3 separate regions of the Homo sapiens genome follow, and regions 1 and 3 are each linked to region 2. Evidence: read pairs that join two places in POLR2A ChIA-PET (ENCODE). Cell type or tissue: CD4-positive, alpha-beta T cell. All regions are shown on one strand. Each heading gives the region's core, and the rest is flanking DNA. Links, peaks and the distances in the headings are about the cores only.

Region 1 (5,897 bases), core at 341-5,340, 290 kb after region 2:
GAAAGACTGAATGCTTTCCCTCCAACACTAGGAAAAGACAAAGATGCCTACTTCTGCTACTGCTATTCAACATGGTTCTGGAAGTTCTAGCCAGTGCGACAAGGTAGGAAAATGAAATAAAAGATCACACAGCTCAGGAAAAGCAGGGGGGAAAACAAATAGATTAGACACACAAAAAAAGAAAACACACAACTAAACCCATTTGCAGATAAAAAGATGATCTATGTTGAAAATCCCAAAGTAATCTACCAAAAAAACTCCTAGAATAAACAAATGAATCCAGAATAGTTGCAGGATATAATGTCAACACACGAAATTCAATTGTCTTTCTATATACTAGCAATGAACATGTGGAAAGTGAAATGAAAGATGTACTACTACTAACTATCACTAAAAAAACGAAACAGGTATAAATCTAACAAAATATGTGTAGGACTTATGTGCTGAAAACTGCAAAATGTTGAGGAAAGAAATTTTCAAAATCTAATAGATATACCACGGTCACGAATTAGAAGATTCAACACGGTACCAATATCCTTAAATTAATAAACAGGTTTAGCACAATTTCCATAAAATCCCAGCAGGATCTTTTGTAGATATAAATATGATTATTTGAAAATTTATATGAAAAAGCATTAAATTAGCTAAAGCAACTTTGAAAAAGAAAAGTGGGAACAATCAGTCTATCTGATTTTAAGACTTATTATATAGCTATGATAATCAAGACTGTGTGGTATTGGTGAGGTGACAGACCCACAGATCAATGGAACATAACAGAGAACCCAGGGATAGCCCCTGATACAGCTAGGTAATTTTTGTAAAAGTGCAAAAGCAATTAAAAAGAGGAAGCCTGGTCTTTTCAACAAACGCTGTTGGAGGAAGTGGACTTCCACAGGTAAAGAAAATTGGGGGGAGCGGGGGAGGGGGTGGGGAAGAACCTTGACCTAAACCTCACAGCTTATACAAAATCAAATCAAAATGTAGAACTATATATAACATAGGAGAATATCTTCAGGATGTAGGGTGTGCTCAAAGTTCTTAGATGTGACTCCAAATACATGATTCACACGAGAAAAATTATCAATAAATTGAACTTGATGAAAACGAAAATATTTTGCTCCGCCAAAGACCCTCTTAAGAGGCTGAAAAGAAGCTATGAACTGGGAGAAAATATTTGCCAACCACACATCTGCCATATCTGACAAAGGACTCATTTAGAATATACAAGGACATTCAAAACTCAACAGTTAGGCCAGGCACAGTAGCTCACGCCTGTAATCCCAACACTTTGTGAGGCTGAGGGGAGAGGATCACTTGGGGCCAGAAGTTCGAGACCAGCCTGGGCAACATAGTGAGACCTCGTCTCTACAAAAATATCAAACAAATTAGGCAGGCATGGTGGCACACGCTGATAGTTCCAGCTACTCAGGAGGCTGAGGCATGAAGATAGCTTGAGCCCAAGAGTTTGAGGTTACAGTGAGCTATGACAGTGCCACTGCACTCCAGCCTGGGTGACAGAGCAAGATCCTGAGATACATACATACATACTCAACAGTTTAAAAAGCAAACAAATCCAGTTAGAAAATGGGCAAAATTCAGCAGGTCACAGAATGAAATGAAGAGAAAAAAAAAATTTTTTAAAGAAAATGGGCAAGACATGATGAGATATTTCACTGGAGAACATATATAGGCAGCAAATACACAAGTGAAAAAGATGTTCAAGATCACCAGCCATCAGGAAAAAGCAGATCGAGACCTCAGTAAGATACTGCTGTACACCTGTTAAAGCAGCTAAAAAACCAACCACCAAACCAAGACAACCAGCGGCAACACCAAGCGGAGGTGAGGAGGCGGAGACCCCGGACCTCTCATACACTGCTAGTGGGAATGTCAAATGGCACAAACTAGAAAACAGTTGGGTGGATTTATAACTACTAAAAATGCAACTCCCATACAGCCTAGCAGCTGTACTTGGGTATTTATCTCAGAAATTTGAAAGCTAAGTCCACACAAAACCCTGTAATGTTCACAGCAGCTCTGTTCATCATAGCCCCAAACTGGAAGCAAGCTGTGGTGCACCATACCATGGACCATTACCCAGCAACAAATGGGAGTTCACTACGGAAATGCAACAACTTGGATGAAGCTCTAGGATGTTATGTTAAACGAAAAGTCAGTCTCAAAAGATCACGCACTATGCGATTCTGTTTAATAACATTCTTGAGGTGACAAGATTACAGAGATGGACAAGAGATTCATGGTTGCCAGGGGTTAGTAATGGGAAAGACAGGGGGAGAAGTGACTAGAAAGGGGCAACACGAGGAGATCTTTGTGGTCTGGACTGTGGTGGTGGTTACAGAAACCTACACAGGTGAGGAAAGGGCGCACAACCACACACAGTGTCCCAAAGCCCGTCTCCTGACTTCAACAGCATACTGAAATTATGTCTGTCATAACCACTGGGAAAAACTGCCTGCCTCTCTGTACTATCTTTGCAACCTCCTGTGAACCTATACTTATTTCAAAATAAAAAGTTTTTAAAAAGTTAACTAGCGACCACGGCAATGTAAGTTCCAACGATGTGATGTGGAGAGGGAGGGTTAGCAGAGGCCGAAGGCAAAGAGATAGTAGGGAAGGGAGGCTTGCTAAAACCCTAACTGGAGGTGGGCCTCAGACGGAGCTTTCCGAAGGGTGGGTTCATCTGAGCGAGTGGCAGTGGTGGACTGGAATCTACCTAGAGGGAAAATGTGACTTGAATAAACTCTCCACTTTCCTTCCTCCCGGCTCCCCCACTGTGATTCCTCCTCCGGGTCCTCATCTCCCCACTTCCTTTGACTACACCACACCAAACTCTTGCCTTTCCAAAAGGACAAAACCAAAAAGGTTCAAGAACCCAAGGAAACAAAGGCAATTCCTCTTTTCCCCACTATGCACAACAAAAACTATCTCGGCACGGAGAAGGTAGCACACAGATTTCTCTGGCGAGGTCTCGGGCAAAGGGTCTCGGTGCCTTTGTACAAATCAGAAAAACGCTCTCCATCATCCAGGCAGATGCGGCCCAGCCTGGCAACAGTGGCTTGGATGGGGTTTCAGCCTCCATGCCCTCCCAATCAAGTCACCAACCCTCCCGCTATCCGGGAAGGCCCTGCTCGTCCAACTCAAATACAGAAATTGGGTCCGACCCACCAGGTATCTATTCAGGTGCTATTTTTACAAATGAAAAGTTTAGCTTCACAAGGAGTACAATCTCACTCAGAAGTTAAATCAATAACCCCTAGGAAGTTTCATTTTTATGTCAAAGACGAAGTCAGGGGGCCAGGTAGGACTTGGAAGGCCAAAGGTCACTTACGAAGACTGCAGGACTGCACACACCAGGCCTTCCCCAACTATCAGGGTGAACATAGGTTTGGCTTAAAAACACACACACGCAAAACTGGCCCATGCAACAGCAGTCTATTCCCACCGCACAATCCGCCCAAGCAGGCTGGAGCTGGTCCAAATGAACTGCACCCAACCACAAGAAAAGACTCCTCCTTTCCCTTTTTCAAAACACAAGAAAGGTGGCTAAACTACTGATGAGCTTTGAACAGTTAAGTAGTAGTTTTGTAAGCTTTGTAGTTACAGTCCATTTTCCCTTCCTTTGAAGGAAAAAAGGCATTAAAAAAAAAAGATGTCTCTCTTTTGCCCTTTTACATTTATTCTAGTCAAAAACTGCTCTCTGCCAACTTTGTTCTGAAAATCCACATCTGAGTTCCAGCGAAGTTTTCTACTTGGGGACATTTGGCTAAATTCTGAGTCCCCTTTTCTTCCTTTTTAGAGAGAGACGTAAGCTCTCTCTGGAGTTTAAAGCCTGTAACAATAATGTATTTACCGTACTTTTGCAGAACTGATAGTTACACTTTTACCATTGTTATATAGAATTGCTAAAGTCTTAAAAGTAAAATACTAGTATAGGAGGCATATTATAATAAACCTCTTACTCCTGTCCTTTTCCAATGAAAGACCAATTTTCTAAAACACAAAAGCCAAGAAAATCCTAAAACTCACATACACTTAAAATAAATAAGAACGACAACTCATTCAAGTCTCTTTAATAGCTAAGAGAAAAATCCTTTTTTCAGTAATGGTATTACTGAAGTATTAATTGTTTGAATAACCATACATTTTATTTGGTTACCCAAATATAAACGGTTAAAGTCTCAAGCAGTTTGATGACTTCATCTCAATACAATGTCACACTTCAAACTGTTCAGACAGCATATTTTTAAGACAACTTATAAATCCAGCAACTTAAACTTCTAGTCAAAGTATAGATTCCCTCTCTGCTGGGGATGTAGATTTTTTTTGGGGGGGTGGGGGGTGGGGTTCAATTTTGCTGGATGAAGACCAAAAACTGCAAATCCTGTTATCTCATTTCAAAATAGATTATGTTAGTTTAGCCCCTAATCAAACCAAATCTTTTAAGATTAGTCATTCCTTAGTAAAATCTTCCCACAATAAATACCAAAGCTACGATAGACATAAAATGCTTTAAGATAATATGAGCCTTTTTCTACAAGATGAAACAGTTCCATTAAGACAAACTGAAGATTCTGGATGTTCACTCGGGCAACAGCATGTGGACTTGGAAAGCTCTGTTTTTTAAAAACCCACTCGGCTGAGTTGTTTGCCTTTGGCCACCATCCAAATAAAAGAAACGCTGCCAGAAGTGTAAACAGGATGCATTTCTTTACATTGATGAATCCAGCAAACAAAGACAGCGCCTCTTAGTTCCTCTCGAAAACTGAAGTGCAAGATACCTTTTAGTGTAAAGGTCAGCGAGAAACTGACGAAGGGAGGCAGTAAGCCGTCAAACCAGCCATCAGAGCCTCTGCCATTTCACAGCGCAGCCCTGGCCCCACCATAACTCCGCGGATTTGCCTTCCGCAACAAATGCACTGCCGTACGGGATCAGGCCTATTATTTCTCTAAGAAAGCCCCCTCTTGGCTCTGCCAGTGACTATACCGAGGGCTCACCTCAGGCAATGAAAAGTGGTGGGTAACGAATGGGGAAAACCCAAAAGGCGGTAAACTTGGCTCCTGCTATGGGAGAACTTTCAAAACAAGCGTAGCAGCAAGACAGAGCACGAGCAGATAAGCGACAGTCTCAGATGCAGAGTACAGAGGCCAGCCCCATAACTGGAAGGACAGGACCGTCGGAGGACAGCCAGAATCGCCACCGCTGGTGAGGCCTCGCTCACAGACAGGCTGTGGAGAGCTAAGAAGTCTGTGTGAGAAAGGGGACGATCGAGGGCTTTGGAAAAGGAGAATGGCAAGGTCTGAGGCTGCCTGCAGGTCCCGTGGCAGGTGGGACAGGAGGCAGGGAAGGAGCAGCTAAAGCAGGAGAGTGATCAGGAGCCCCCTAAGTGCTCTCACCCCAAGTGCTCTCAATAAAAGATGGAGAGATCCAAAACCAGGAATTCACCAAACCTGCAGAGCACGGAGAGCAGTGAGGGCCCTGTTGTGTAAGCACAATACCCACCAGTTCTCCCAAGTCAGGTCCACAGGAGGGGATGGCTTAGAAGGGGTGACATTTAGGTAGGTTTTCAACAAATTTAGTTCAGTTGGACAGTGGGAAATCCAAGCTAAGCTTCTCAAGAGGAGATGGAACTGCAGAGAAAACTCTGGGTTTAGGAATGGCATAGGAGAAGCAAATTATCATCATTAGCTTTTTTCAGCTGCCTTGAAAAGGTTTTCCTAAAAGTCCAAAACAAAACAAAACAAAACAAACAAACAAAAAAACAACTCCAAACCAATCCAGATTTCCCCAGATCTCCTGAACTGGAAAGTGAAAATCCAGGGCTCCATTTCAAAACTCACAAGCCAGCAGGCTGGAAACTCCTGGAATCATCTCCCCA
Region 2 (5,897 bases), core at 444-5,443:
ACTTACACATGCCAAGGGAGGCCGCCATGGCTCCCGAGCCCACCTGGATGAAGTGCAGGGGACCTGGCTCAGCAGTGAAAGAAGACCCAACTTCCCAGATTCCTGGTATTTTGGGGTGTTGTGGGTTGAATAGAGGACCCCCAAAATGATGTGTCCAAGTTCTAACCCGCAGAACCCATGAAGGGGACGTTGTTTGGAGAAGGGCTCTTTGTTTTTGTTTTTTTGTTTTGTTTTGAGATGGAGTCTCACTCTTGTCACCCAGGCTGGGGTGCAGTGGCTCAATCTCAGCTCACTGCAACCTCCGCCTCCTGGGTTCAAACAATTCTCCCGCCTCAGCCTCCCAAGTAGCTGGGACTACAGGCATGCGGCACCATTCCCAGCTAATTTTTGTATTTTTAGTAGTGCCGGGGTTTCACCGTGTTGGCCAGGCTGGTCTTGAACTCCTGACCTCAAGTGATCCACCTGCCTCAGCCTCCCAAAGTGCTGAGATTACAAGCATGAGCCACCACACCCAGCCTGGAGAAGGGCTCTTTGTAGAAGTAATTAAGTTAAGGATCTTGAGTTGAGAGGGCACACAGGCTCAGAGAGAAGGCCGTGTGAAGAAAGAGGCAGAGTTGGGGTGAGGTCTCCCTAAGCCACCCAAGTCTTGCGGGCAGCCGCCAGACACTGCTGGGGACAGAGCGGACAGAGGAGACCCTTCCTGGCCTCGGGAGGAACCAGCCCTGTGGGCACCTTGATCTCGACTTCTGGCCTCCCAAACTGTAAGATAATGAATATATTTTGTTTCCAGCCAAGTCTGTGGCCATTTGTTAAAGCAGTCCTGGACACTAACTCGGGGGGACAGCAGGAGGTTTCGAGAACCTGGGAGGGAGGGGCGAGGGCTTGGGAGAGGGGCTCAGTGGGGTGCCACGTGGGAAGCCCTCCCTCAGGGGCGACTCCACGGATGGATCCCTGAACCCCGGCTCAGGCTTCTGCTCACTGGTCGGGTGGGTTGTCGAGGTGGGCTCACAGCAAAGGCCTCCCAGACCCCCATTCCCCAAGGGACCAGGTCTGGCTGGGAACTCCTGCAGCCCAGCCACGGGATGCCTCCCAGCCCCCACAATCCCATGCACTGGGCAGGGATGCCAGGGGGCCTTTTTCTTTCCCCTCGAATTCTATCTCTGTAAGGAAGGACATCCCCTCACCCTCTGCACTGCCCAGCCCTGGCCCCCACCCCCCTCAGACCTGGGAGCCCCCCGAGTTCTCTCTGAAGCTTGGCCCATGCACACGAGCACAGCCCTGGCTTCTGGGAGGTGCTGCTCAGATGCTCCCTGAGCGAGGGAGCCAGCAGCTCAGCCGGCCCCGGGGCCTTTGCACCTGCCGTTTCCTGCCCCAGGATGGTGTCCCCAGGTACCCTCCATGTCTCGGCCCATGCACCTGCTTGTCTGTCCCTCCTCGGCTACCCAGGCTTGCCCGGCGTTCTCCACCCACTTCTCGCATGTTATCGCGGGACCCCCTCGCGGAGTTGTTTGCTGGCCCTCTCTCTCCCTGCCGGCCGCTGGGATGCTGTGAGTTCCGGAGGGCAAAGCTGGGTCTGTGTGGCTCCTGTCCCATCTCCAGTGTCCGACATCACAATGATATTTCCAGCTACAGGAAAGGGAGAGTTCGGTGGCTGCGCGGGGCTGGCCAGGGTGACCCTGAAGATTCTCCTGCCTGAATGGCCCATCCGTTTGCCCGATGCCGGCCTCCCTCTACCAAAGGCCTCAGCAGCAGCTGCCTCTCAGCCCCCAGCCTCTGCCCCATGCCTAGAGGAGTCACCAGGCCTGGCTCTTGGAGGACACACCCAGCCCAAATGCCCTCTGCTCCTAAAGCAAAGCTCAGTGGGGCCCAGAGTGGCCCTCCGGCAAGAAGCCCCAAGAGGATTTCAGGGCAGCCATAGTCACAAGTGCCCTGACCTGGGAGGGGCCCTCCTTGGGGTCTAGCCCCATCCTGCCAGAGCTGGCTGTGTGCCCCTAAGCAGACCCTACCTGTCTCTGGGAATATGTCCGCTGGGTCCAGGGAGCAAGTAGACAGCCTCCTTGCTCCACCTGCTCTGGAGACAGAGGCCACTGGGATGACAGCAGAAGTCACGGAAGGCTGCCTGGAGGAAGAGGCAGTCACATGTTAGGATGAATGCAAACACTGGGGAAGCTGACCCCACTTCTTGAAGCAAAACCTTCCTGATGGGGCCCAACCTCCTGTCCAAGGTTGCCGCCACTACGCTGGGCAGAAAACATGTGTTAGGGCCATGCCCCAGCCCGAGCGAGGCCTGGCCCTGGCCTCCCACCTTGGCCTGTTCGTCTTACCCCCATCAAGCAGGAGGCCAGCCCGACCCGCCTCCTCCTTCCGGAGTCTCCAGCTGTACAAGGGGAGGGAGCCATCTCGGGGCAGCCGGGTCGGGCTCTGGGTGTGTGCACACAGGGACACACGTGTCCCTGCACATGGCCAGCCCACATGTGCAGAGTGGCAGCGCGCCATGCTCCCCACGGGCTCACCCGTGCTTCCGCACACACGCGTGAAGCACGTAAGCACCGCACGATCACAGGCCCCTCTCGCGCTCCGAGGCATGTGCCGGCCGGCATGCATCCTGCCAGGGAATCTGCGTCTCTGTCGGTGACATACTCCGTTTCCTGCCACAGCCCTGGTATGCCCCAGGAGTAATTACTAACAGAGTTCCCTCCCAGCCTTGAAAGACGATATACTATGTGGTCACCTCTGTCTGGGCCACCAAGAGGATCCCAGCTGGGCTTTTGCTGAGCGGGGCACAAAAGCCATCAGGAGCCAGTCTTGGGGACTACAGCTGGGGGTCGGTGACCTTGATCAGGCCCAGGGAGGCTGAGAGGAGTCTCGCCCACGCTGCACCCACAGCCCCGCTCATTCCACACCTGAGTCTTCAGAGAAGGAAATGCAAGACCGTGCAGTTAGGACCTGGAATTGTCAGCCTGTCCCCATCCTGCCAGCGGGGATTGGCCTGTGGTTTTGTCAGCTGCCAGCCAGCGGCTGAGGACCAGCCCTGCAATCTGAGTGGGGGCCTGTGGGAGGATGCAGCTGAGGGGAGTGGCGAAGCTGAAGAAACTCTCGAGAAAGGTGGGAGGGGCCGGGGCAGTGTCAGGGCCGCTGTGCACATCCGTGCAGGTCGTGCACTGACTGGCAGCACACATCTGAGATCCAGCCCGTGCTCCGCTCATCGGGTTGTGAAGAAGCAGTACCTCTTTCCAAGCAGTGGCCCAGGCAGTAAGCGGAGCATCTGGCAGGCGGGGTCCACACTTCCCCAAGACCCTGTGCTGGCTGTGGCTGTATGTGCACACTTCTACATGACTTGCAGGGTGCCCAAACGGCCCGGAGGAGGCCGGGACCCCAGCCCCCAGGCCAGGGCTCCCGTGAGTAGGGAGACGCATCACTCTCTGGCCCCGGAGGCTGTGCTTCCCAGGCCATCACAATGGCCACACAACAGGGGCCCTCAGGGACGGAACCTAATCTTGAGCTATTGAAGACCTGAAAGCCGTGGCCCCTGGCCCGAGCCAGCAGACGCGCCTGCCGGCCCCACCAGAGACACCTGATCCACCGGTCGCCCCGCCACAAAGGGGGACACTGTCCCCCCAGGGCCGCCCGCCCCACCAACAGAGACAAGGAGGAAAACTGGGTCGCTGAGATAGAGTGACAGCCATGGCAGGTGGGGATGAGACAGGAGGGAGGGGCGGCCACCACTGGGCACAGCCCAGCCTCTGGGGATGCCCCAGGCCTGAAGATCTGCCCGAGGGGGGCTCAGAGCCCCGAGGAGGGCTCAAGTGACTGCCGGTTTGCAGGGAGTGGGGTGGAGGCTGGAGTGGGGGGCGCAGCTGAGACCAGAAAGAAACAGCTAGGACCCCACCTGAGGCTGGAGACACAGCCAGGACAGGGGACTCTCCACCCAGAGAGACGCCATAGGCCAGGTTGTTGGGGACAGGCCTGGACTGGTCCCCAGGCCCCACCCTGCTGAGGCAGGCCAGCCAGCTGCCCACCCCTTGGCCTGGGCATGTCCAGCTTTTGCTCAGTTTCCCAGCCTGGCAGGGCTTTCCGAGGGGTTGCAGGGAGAAGCAGGCCTGGCCAAAAGACCGCCATGCCTGAAGGTTCACCTTCACCCCCTGGCACCACCAAAGACCCCGCCCAGGGGAAGTCTTGGAGCCTCAGCGCCTCAGAACTTTGGGACTTCCTGGCATATGGGAGGCACCCGGAGGTGTGAGCCTGAGGGGTTCACTTTCAAGGGTGGCTGGAGACACCTGCTGCTGGCCATGTGGGCCTGGGAGGCCTTCTGGGGCCTCCATCTTCCCATCTGTGAAATGGGACTTGGACCTAGATGCTCTTCAAGGTCCCTTCTTCCAAGTCTTCTGGCAAGAGCCAAGTCCAGGAAGCTCAGCTCCATTGCGTCGGCATCTGGACTGAGTACTCTGTGGGTGCCGGGCTGTGCTGAGGGCTGGACGGGACCCAGGAACAGACAACAGGTAGAGTGGAGGAGGGAGCAGCGAGGAGACTTCCCACAGGGGTGGAGACGCTGAGCACTCCAGGCAGACACAGAGGGGCGGCTGGAGTGTGGGGATCCTGGGCCTGGCAGGGCCTGGGGGGTTCGGCAGGCAGAGTGGGCCAGGGGGTGGCCTGAGGACGCCAGGGGCAGAGCCAGCCCTCCCAACTGGGCAGTGGGGAGCCAAGGGAGGGTGGCAGAGCCGAGCCCCATCTCTAAGATATGGGGACAGCCCTCAGAGCCAGCTCCCACCCAGCTCCAGCTCAGGACAAGCAGTGGGCATGGAACTGAGATGCAGGAAGGCCGAGGTCTGGAGACGCACGTGGGCTCCCCGAGGTGACCTAGGGGTGGGCGGCCCTCAGCCCTGCCCGGAGATCCCTGGTCCTACTGAGTCAGCCACCGGGGAGAAGATAAGGGACCGCCAGGCTCTTAAGGGGCCTGACGTTGCTGTTGGGTGAAGTGCCCGCCCAGAATGACCTCAGAGGCTGCCGGGGCCACCTGGCATATCACCCTGCCCGTCTCCGCAGCTTCCTCTGGCAGTGGGTGGATGTATAATGTCCGCCCGCTGCCAGAGGGTTCACGGCACCACAGCCCTGCTGAGCCCTGCTGAGCCCCAGCTGGGTCCGACCTCCTGGGTACCCCAGGGACGGGGAGGCCAGGCACGGGGGTTGCTGTGCGGGTTGGACAGTGGTGATGGTGGACAGAGCCACTCCCAAGAGTGTTAGAGACCTGGGGTGGGGGCATCCAGGCAGACCACCCTCACCCCACCCTGTGGGACCCAAACCAGCTCACTTCCCTCTCTGGGCTCAGCTTCCTCATTTGCAAAATGAGGCCAAGAGTCACACCCGGCCCGGCCTGTGACCCCGGAGCCCCCTCCAGCCTCCTGCCTCACTCTGGCACCAGGCCTCCCTGCAGCTTGCAGAGCAAGCGGGGTACCGTCTCCCCGAGGTGCAGCCTGGGGGGCTGTGGCAGGTGATGGGAGCAGCTGTATTTGAGGGCAGGGTCTGTCGGGGAGCCCCCCAGCGTGGGGAGAGGAGGAGGGACCAGGGAGTGTAACCTGGCAGCCCGCAGCAGTTCCGGCTGCTGCTTCTGTCAATACGGCCTTCCTGTTTTGGAGATTAAACCCCGGCTGAGCAAACAGCTTTCCAGGCGGCCCCTCCCTCCACCCCAGCCCCAGCCTTGTCTTCAGGTCCTAAGGCTGGGACCACCTGGAGGCTGTGGGGGTGGTGGGGGATGGAGGGGACCAAGCTTTGCCATCCCTGCCCTCACCAAGGCCTGGACCACAGCCTGAGCAGCCCAGCCCCTGCCCCTGCCGCAGCCTCCTCCCAGCCCCCCGCCGTGGGCTCCCCCGGAACCCCCCCGTGCGATCCTTCCAATCCAG
Region 3 (5,743 bases), core at 610-5,609, 190 kb after region 2:
AATCTGTGTGTTCCAACCCCCCTCGCCCCGCCCCCCACAACCTCTGATTCTGGGTGGCATGGTGTTGCTTAAGTTAGATTTAACCCTACTCCACCTCGGTTTTGAAAATGGGGACAAAAACTGCACCCACTTTTCTGAGGGTTAAAGCAATGAAGCCCTGCCTGGAACACAGTGCGGTTTGTGGCTCTTGATAGTCATTTTTTTTTTTTTTTTTGAGATGGAGTCTCGCTCTGTCACCCAGGCTGGAGTGCAGTGGTGCGATCTTGGCTCACTGCAAGCTCCGCCTCCCAGGTTCACGCCATTCTCCTGCCTCAGCCTCCCAAGTAGCTGGGACTACAGGCGCCCGCCACCACGCCTGGCTAATTTTTTTGTATTTTTAGTAGAGACGGGGTTTCACCATGTTAGCCAGGATGGTCTCGATCTCCTGACCTCGTGATCTGCCCGCCTGGGCCTCCCAAAGTGCTGTGATTACAGGCGTGAGCCACCGCACCTGGCCAATAGTCATTTTTATCTGCTGCTGATGACTTAGAACTTCCAGGGCTGGCCGGGCACGGTGGCTCATGCCTGTAATCCCAGCACTTTGGGAGGCTGAGGTGGGCAGATCACCTTGAGGTCAGGAGTTCAAGACCAACCTGGCCAACATGGTGAAACCCTGTCTCCACTAAAAATACAAAAATTAGCTGGGCATGGTGGTGGGTGCCTGTAGTCCCAACTACTTGGGAGGCTAAGGCAGGAGAATCGCTTGAACCCAGAAAGTGGAGGTTGCAGTGAGCAAAGATCGTGCTACTGCACTCCAGCCTGGGGTAGAGGGAGACTCTGTCTCAAAAACAAAAAACAAAAACAAAAAACCTTGAGGGCTGGTGGGATTGTAAACTGGTGTGATCTTTCTGCAAAGCAATTTGCAATACAAATCACGATCCTTCAAACATCCACATGTGGAATTTTCCCTTCTAGGAGTCCATCTTGAGGAGATGGAAACACAGACTTATGTACAAAGATGTTCATTACGGCGTTTTTGGGCAGTGGTTGAAAGTAGCATTTTAATTTATTTTTTATTTTTGAGACAGAGCCTTGCTGCAATGCCCAAGCTGGAGTGCAATGGCGCAATCTCGGCTCACTGCAACCTCTGCCTCCCGGGTTCAAGTGATTCTTCTGCCTCTTGAGTAGCTGGGATTACAGGCACGTGTCACCACGCCCGGCTAATTTTTGTATTTTTAGTAGAGATGGGGTTTCACTGGGTTAGCCAGGATGGTCTCGAACTCCTGACCTCGGGTGATCCAGCAGCCTCGGCCTCCCAAAGTGCTGGGATTACAGGCGTGAGCTGCTGCGCCCGGCTCTATTTTTTATTTTTTAAAATAAAATTTAAATTTGTTGTTTTTTTGAGACAGGGTCTCACTCCCTCCTCCAGGCTGGAGTGCAGTGGCACGATCATGGCTCACTGCAGCCTTGACTTTCTGGGCTCAGGTGATCCTTCCACGTCAGCCTCCTGAGTTGCTGGGACTACAGGTGCGCGTCACCATGCCCGGCTAATTTTTTGTGTTTTTAGTAGAGATGAGATTTTGCCATGTTGCCTGGGCTGGTCTTGAACTCCTGTGCTCAAGTGATCCACCCGCCTCAGCCTCCTGAAGTGCTGGGATTACAGGTGTGAGCCACCACACTCAGCCAAAAACAGCATTTTTGTAGAATGTTTAAGAATTTGGAAAATGCTCAAGATTTATGAAGCAAAAAGATACAGGATTATATATGCAGTTGGATCTTAAATTTGTAAAATATATTTGGAGAAAGAAGTTATAGAAAGCTCCAGGCTGGCAGTGATCTCAGTGGAAATTCAGTACCAGCCCCTCCCCTACTCTAAGCCAGTACGTTCCTCTGGAAAAAAAATATATTTGTGTATATTTGTGTGCACACATGTATATACAGCTGTGTCACATTTTCCCCAAAAGAAAATATATAAATTACATATATCAAATTTATTTATGTATTCACATATACATAGGAATATGAGCACATATACATGTATTTTCCAGATGAATGTGTGACACTGGAGTTAGTGGGCCAGGCGTGGTACGTATGCCCATGTTGCCACTACTCAGGAGGCTACTGTGAGCCATGATTGTGCCACTATACTCTAGCCTGGGCACAGAGCTAGAACCATTCTGTTAAAAAAAACAAAACAAAAAACAAGCAAAAAAACCAAACAGGCGTGGTGGCTCATGCCTGTAATCCCAGCACTTTGGGAGGCAGAGGCAGTCGGATCACTTGAGGTCAGGAGTTTGAGACCAGCCTGGCCAACATGGTGAAACCCTGTTTCTACTAAGAACACAAAAATTAGCCTAGCATGGTCGGGGGCACCTGTAATCCCAGCCACTTGGGAGGCTGGGGCAGCAGAATTGCTTGAACCCGGGAGGTGGAGGTTGCAGTGAGCCCAGATCACGACACTGCATTCTAGCCTGGGCGACACAGCAAGACTCCATCTAAAAAAACAAAAAGAAGTTGGGGCTCGGGGGGTCTGTGTGCAGTGGCTGACGCACTTTGGGAGGTTGAGGAGAGAGGATTGCTTGAGCCCAGGAGTTTGAGACCAGCCTGGGCAACATAGTGAGACCCCCGTCTCTACAAAAAATACAAAAATTAGCAGGACATTGTACACACTTTGTATTCCCAGCTACTTGGGAGGCTGAAGCAGGAGGATCGCTTGAGCTCAGGAGTTGGAGGCTGCAGTGAGCTATGATTGCACCACTGCACTCCAGCCTGGACGAAACAGCGAGACCCTATCTCTAAAAAAGAAATCAGGGTTAGTTAGAGAATAGGGCTGTTCATTCTCCCTGCAAAAACATAGCTGTTTCTGGTTTTCCGGCTAGGACTGGCAGGTCTTGCAACTTGACGGTCGCAGACAAGTGGGTTTTGCGTGTCTAGCTCAGCTTTCTACAGGAAGCTTGTCCGAGGGCTGCTGATTCATAAGGGTCTATTCACACGTCCTTAGCTGCACCTGCCTTGCTATATTATTTGTGCATCCCCCTTCTGTGGTTTCTGGTTCGTTTCTAGCCTCTCCCCACAACCACCCCTTTGCTTTTATCTGTTCTGCGAGGCTTCCCCTGCCCAGCCCACTCTCCATCCGCCCTGGCAGGTCTCACAGTCTCTGAACAGAGACATAAATGTAGCCCGGAACCAAGTGTGCGGTGACGACTCTCAGGCGTGTTCCTAAGTGTGGGGTTGCCTAGCTGCTGCTGCTCCGGTCAGAGCATCTGTTTTGCAGGGCGGCTTTGTCACGGTTCTGCCAGCTCCACACCCCCCACCGTCTCCTCCCTACCTGGTCCGTCCTGGGTGTTGAAATCCGCTGTTGCTTCTCCACTTCTCCCTGTTTCTAGCTGGTGGGGTTTGGCACAAACGCCTGCCCTGACTGCTTCATCTGGATCTCGGGCCCTCACGTGTGTCCTGGGGACGTCTGCGTGCTGTTGGGGCTGCGTACCCCCGCCCCCCCCCAAACATATGCTTGCTGGGCGCACAGGGACCTGCTAGGAAAGCTTGTAATTGGGATGAAGAGCTGCCGTGATGGGAGTTCTTGGGTGTTGGGGGGTCCCTAGGTGATAGGGGCTCTGGGTGAGGAGGAATCCCAGATGATGGGGGCTCTGGGTAAGGAGGAACCCCAGGCGATGGGGGGACCCAGGTGAGGATGCACACTTTGTGATCATGCCGTGGAGAGGAGCATTTGGTTTCCACCTGGAGGGGCCCTTCTAGCTCTGCAGGGAGGGGAGGAGGTCTCTCTTCCCTCCAAGGCCTCTAGACAGAGTTGGCTGGTAAGAGGGAATGGAAGAATGGCCTTGGGGGCCCTTGCCCTTCTGTGGGGGCCCATGGACACATGTCCCTGCCCCTGCCGAGTGGGAGGTACTTCCCCATACCCAGTTCTGGATGAGGGAAGCTTCTGGAAGAGACTGTGACCGTCCCCTGGGTGGCCCATGGGACCCAACCTGCTAGAGAAGATGAAGTGGTTGAATGTGTCCTTCCAACCTCGCTGGGTGGCAGTGCTGTGTCCTGGAGGGGCCAGGGCTCCCTCTGACACCCTCGTCCTCTGCAGAGCTTCTCCCCAGGCCTGGGCAGGAGCGGCCCATCCCTTGCCTGGGACATCGGGCCCTGTGTGCTCGGCAGTGAGGGGACCCCTGTTCGTGTCATCCACAGGGTGCTGTGGGCCCAGAAGCGCCCATGCCTGAGAGCGTCCAGGACCAGGCAGAGCTGGGCCTTAAGGGCCCTTGGACCAGTGTCTGTCTGCAGGGAGCCCCCGGTAGCCACTCGGATCAGCCCGAGGGAAGATTCTGGACGAGACCGTGGCCGTCCCCCGGGTGGCCCATGGACAGCAGCAGGGGCTCCCAGGAGTGGCCAGGCCCTGCCCGCCCACCATGCTGCAGTGTAGACCCGCACAGGAGTTCAGCTTCGGGCCCCGGGCCTTGAAGGACGCTCTGGTCTCCACTGACGCAGCCCTGCAGCAGCTGTATGTGTCCGCCTTCTCCCCTGCCGAGCGGCTCTTCCTGGCCGAGGCCTACAACCCGCAGAGGACGCTCTTCTGCACCCTGCTCATCCGCACGGGCTTCGACTGGCTCCTGAGCCGACCCGAGGCTCCCGAGGACTTCCAGACCTTCCACGCCTCCCTGCAGCACCGGAAGCCCCGCCTGGCTCGGAAGCACATCTACCTACAGCCGATAGGTACGGGACGCCTGCAGCCATCGGCACGCTCCTGGGGGACCAGCTTATATATAGCACAAGTGGGGGATGTCTGTGCATAGCCCCCAGGCAGGACTGAAATGAGGGAAGAGGGTCCTGGGTGTATGGGATGCCAGGGTGGAGGCAGGGAGGTCCTGGCTGGGCCAAGGCTTCCTTCCTCCCACCCCATCCTGACACGATGCTCAGACGGCCCAGGCTCTGGGACTGGTCCACATGCAGGTGTGGCCTCATCCAGATGTGCACGGTCCTGGCTACGCCTGTTGAAACTAGAGCCATCCCAGGCACTGTGCTGCGGGCTGTATAAAGATCACGCCGGGTGTGGTGGTGCACACCTGTAATCCCAGCTATTCAGGAGGCTGAGGCAGGAGAATCGCTTGAACCTGGGAGACAGAGGTTGCAGTGAGCTGAGATCATGCCACTGCATTCCAGCCTGGGTGACGGAGTGAGACTGTCTCAAAAAAAAAAAGACCACTTTCTCTTTGGGGTGCTGAAATGAGGATCAGCCCATTTCGCCGGCAAGGAGATGGAAGCAGGGAGAGGTCCCTTGACCTGTGTGACTGGCAGAGCTGGTCACTGGTAGGGACGGGACTGGAACGCAGTTCTATTTGACCCTGGGGCTGGGGTGCTCATCCTGATGCTATAGTGGGAGGGGCTGGGCTGAGCAGGGTGGGGGCTTGAGGGCCCAGAGTGGTCACTGTCCTCAGAGCTCTGTGTCTGGCAGAGTCTGGGGGACCCAGGGTGAATGGGGGGCCGAGACAACAGGCATCCGTGCTCAGAAGGGAACGGCCCAGGCAGGTGCGGGGAGCGCGAGGGGCAGGGCCAGCTCTGTGCCTCTCACATGCCAAGAGCAGCCTGGCAGAGACAGCACACGGGACGGGGGCCCTTGGGCTCGGAGAGGAGGAAAGGGCTGGTGTCCGCTTCTGACCAGCGCACCACGCCTTTCGGCATCTCGACAGCAAGCCAGAACAGGGCTGACCTCGCCTGGCCTTGCCCCACGCAGGCTTGTCACCAGCCCTGGTGGTCCACGCAG

The links. Peaks named below come from ENCODE experiments on the same cell type or tissue, not always from the same donor. Only the 100,000 strongest peaks of a DNase experiment are listed, where the experiment ranks them.
Region 1: POLR2A ChIA-PET joins it to region 2 with 7 read pairs; 2 of 35 experiments call an interaction of 5 or more read pairs at or near these places.
Region 3: POLR2A ChIA-PET joins it to region 2 with 5 read pairs; 4 of 35 experiments call an interaction of 5 or more read pairs at or near these places.

The regions. Positions count from the first base shown.
Region 1 is chr7:2,798,048-2,803,944 of GRCh38, forward strand. The region is part of intron 1 of GNA12 (G protein subunit alpha 12); the gene reads right to left. Among named protein-coding and RNA genes, the nearest start is that of GNA12, 43 kb to the right of the region's middle. In CD4-positive, alpha-beta T cell, for the core only: no CTCF peak of the experiment used is centred there; no DNase peak of the experiment used is centred there.
Region 2 is chr7:2,505,999-2,511,895 of GRCh38, forward strand. It overlaps LOC107986759 (a long non-coding RNA gene), which reads right to left and starts at 3,073. Exons shown (of 3, transcript XR_001745066.2): 1 at 2,732-3,073; 2 at 2,007-2,119; 3 at 1-1,626. RefSeq lists enhancers at 1,763-2,618, 1,965-2,492 and silencers at 2,138-2,291, 5,386-5,435. In CD4-positive, alpha-beta T cell, for the core only: no CTCF peak of the experiment used is centred there; DNase peaks (open chromatin) are centred at 2,553, 3,073, 5,013, 5,353 and 1 weaker place; H3K4me3 peaks cover 2,475 bases; H3K27ac peaks cover 3,671 bases.
Region 3 is chr7:2,696,061-2,701,803 of GRCh38, forward strand. It overlaps AMZ1 (archaelysin family metallopeptidase 1), which reads left to right. Exons shown (of 7, transcript NM_001384743.1): 2 at 4,174-4,695. The coding sequence starts at 4,392. Among named protein-coding and RNA genes, the nearest start is that of AMZ1, 11 kb to the left of the region's middle. RefSeq lists an enhancer at 3,322-3,401. In CD4-positive, alpha-beta T cell, for the core only: no CTCF peak of the experiment used is centred there; a DNase peak (open chromatin) is centred at 3,061; H3K4me3 peaks cover 753 bases.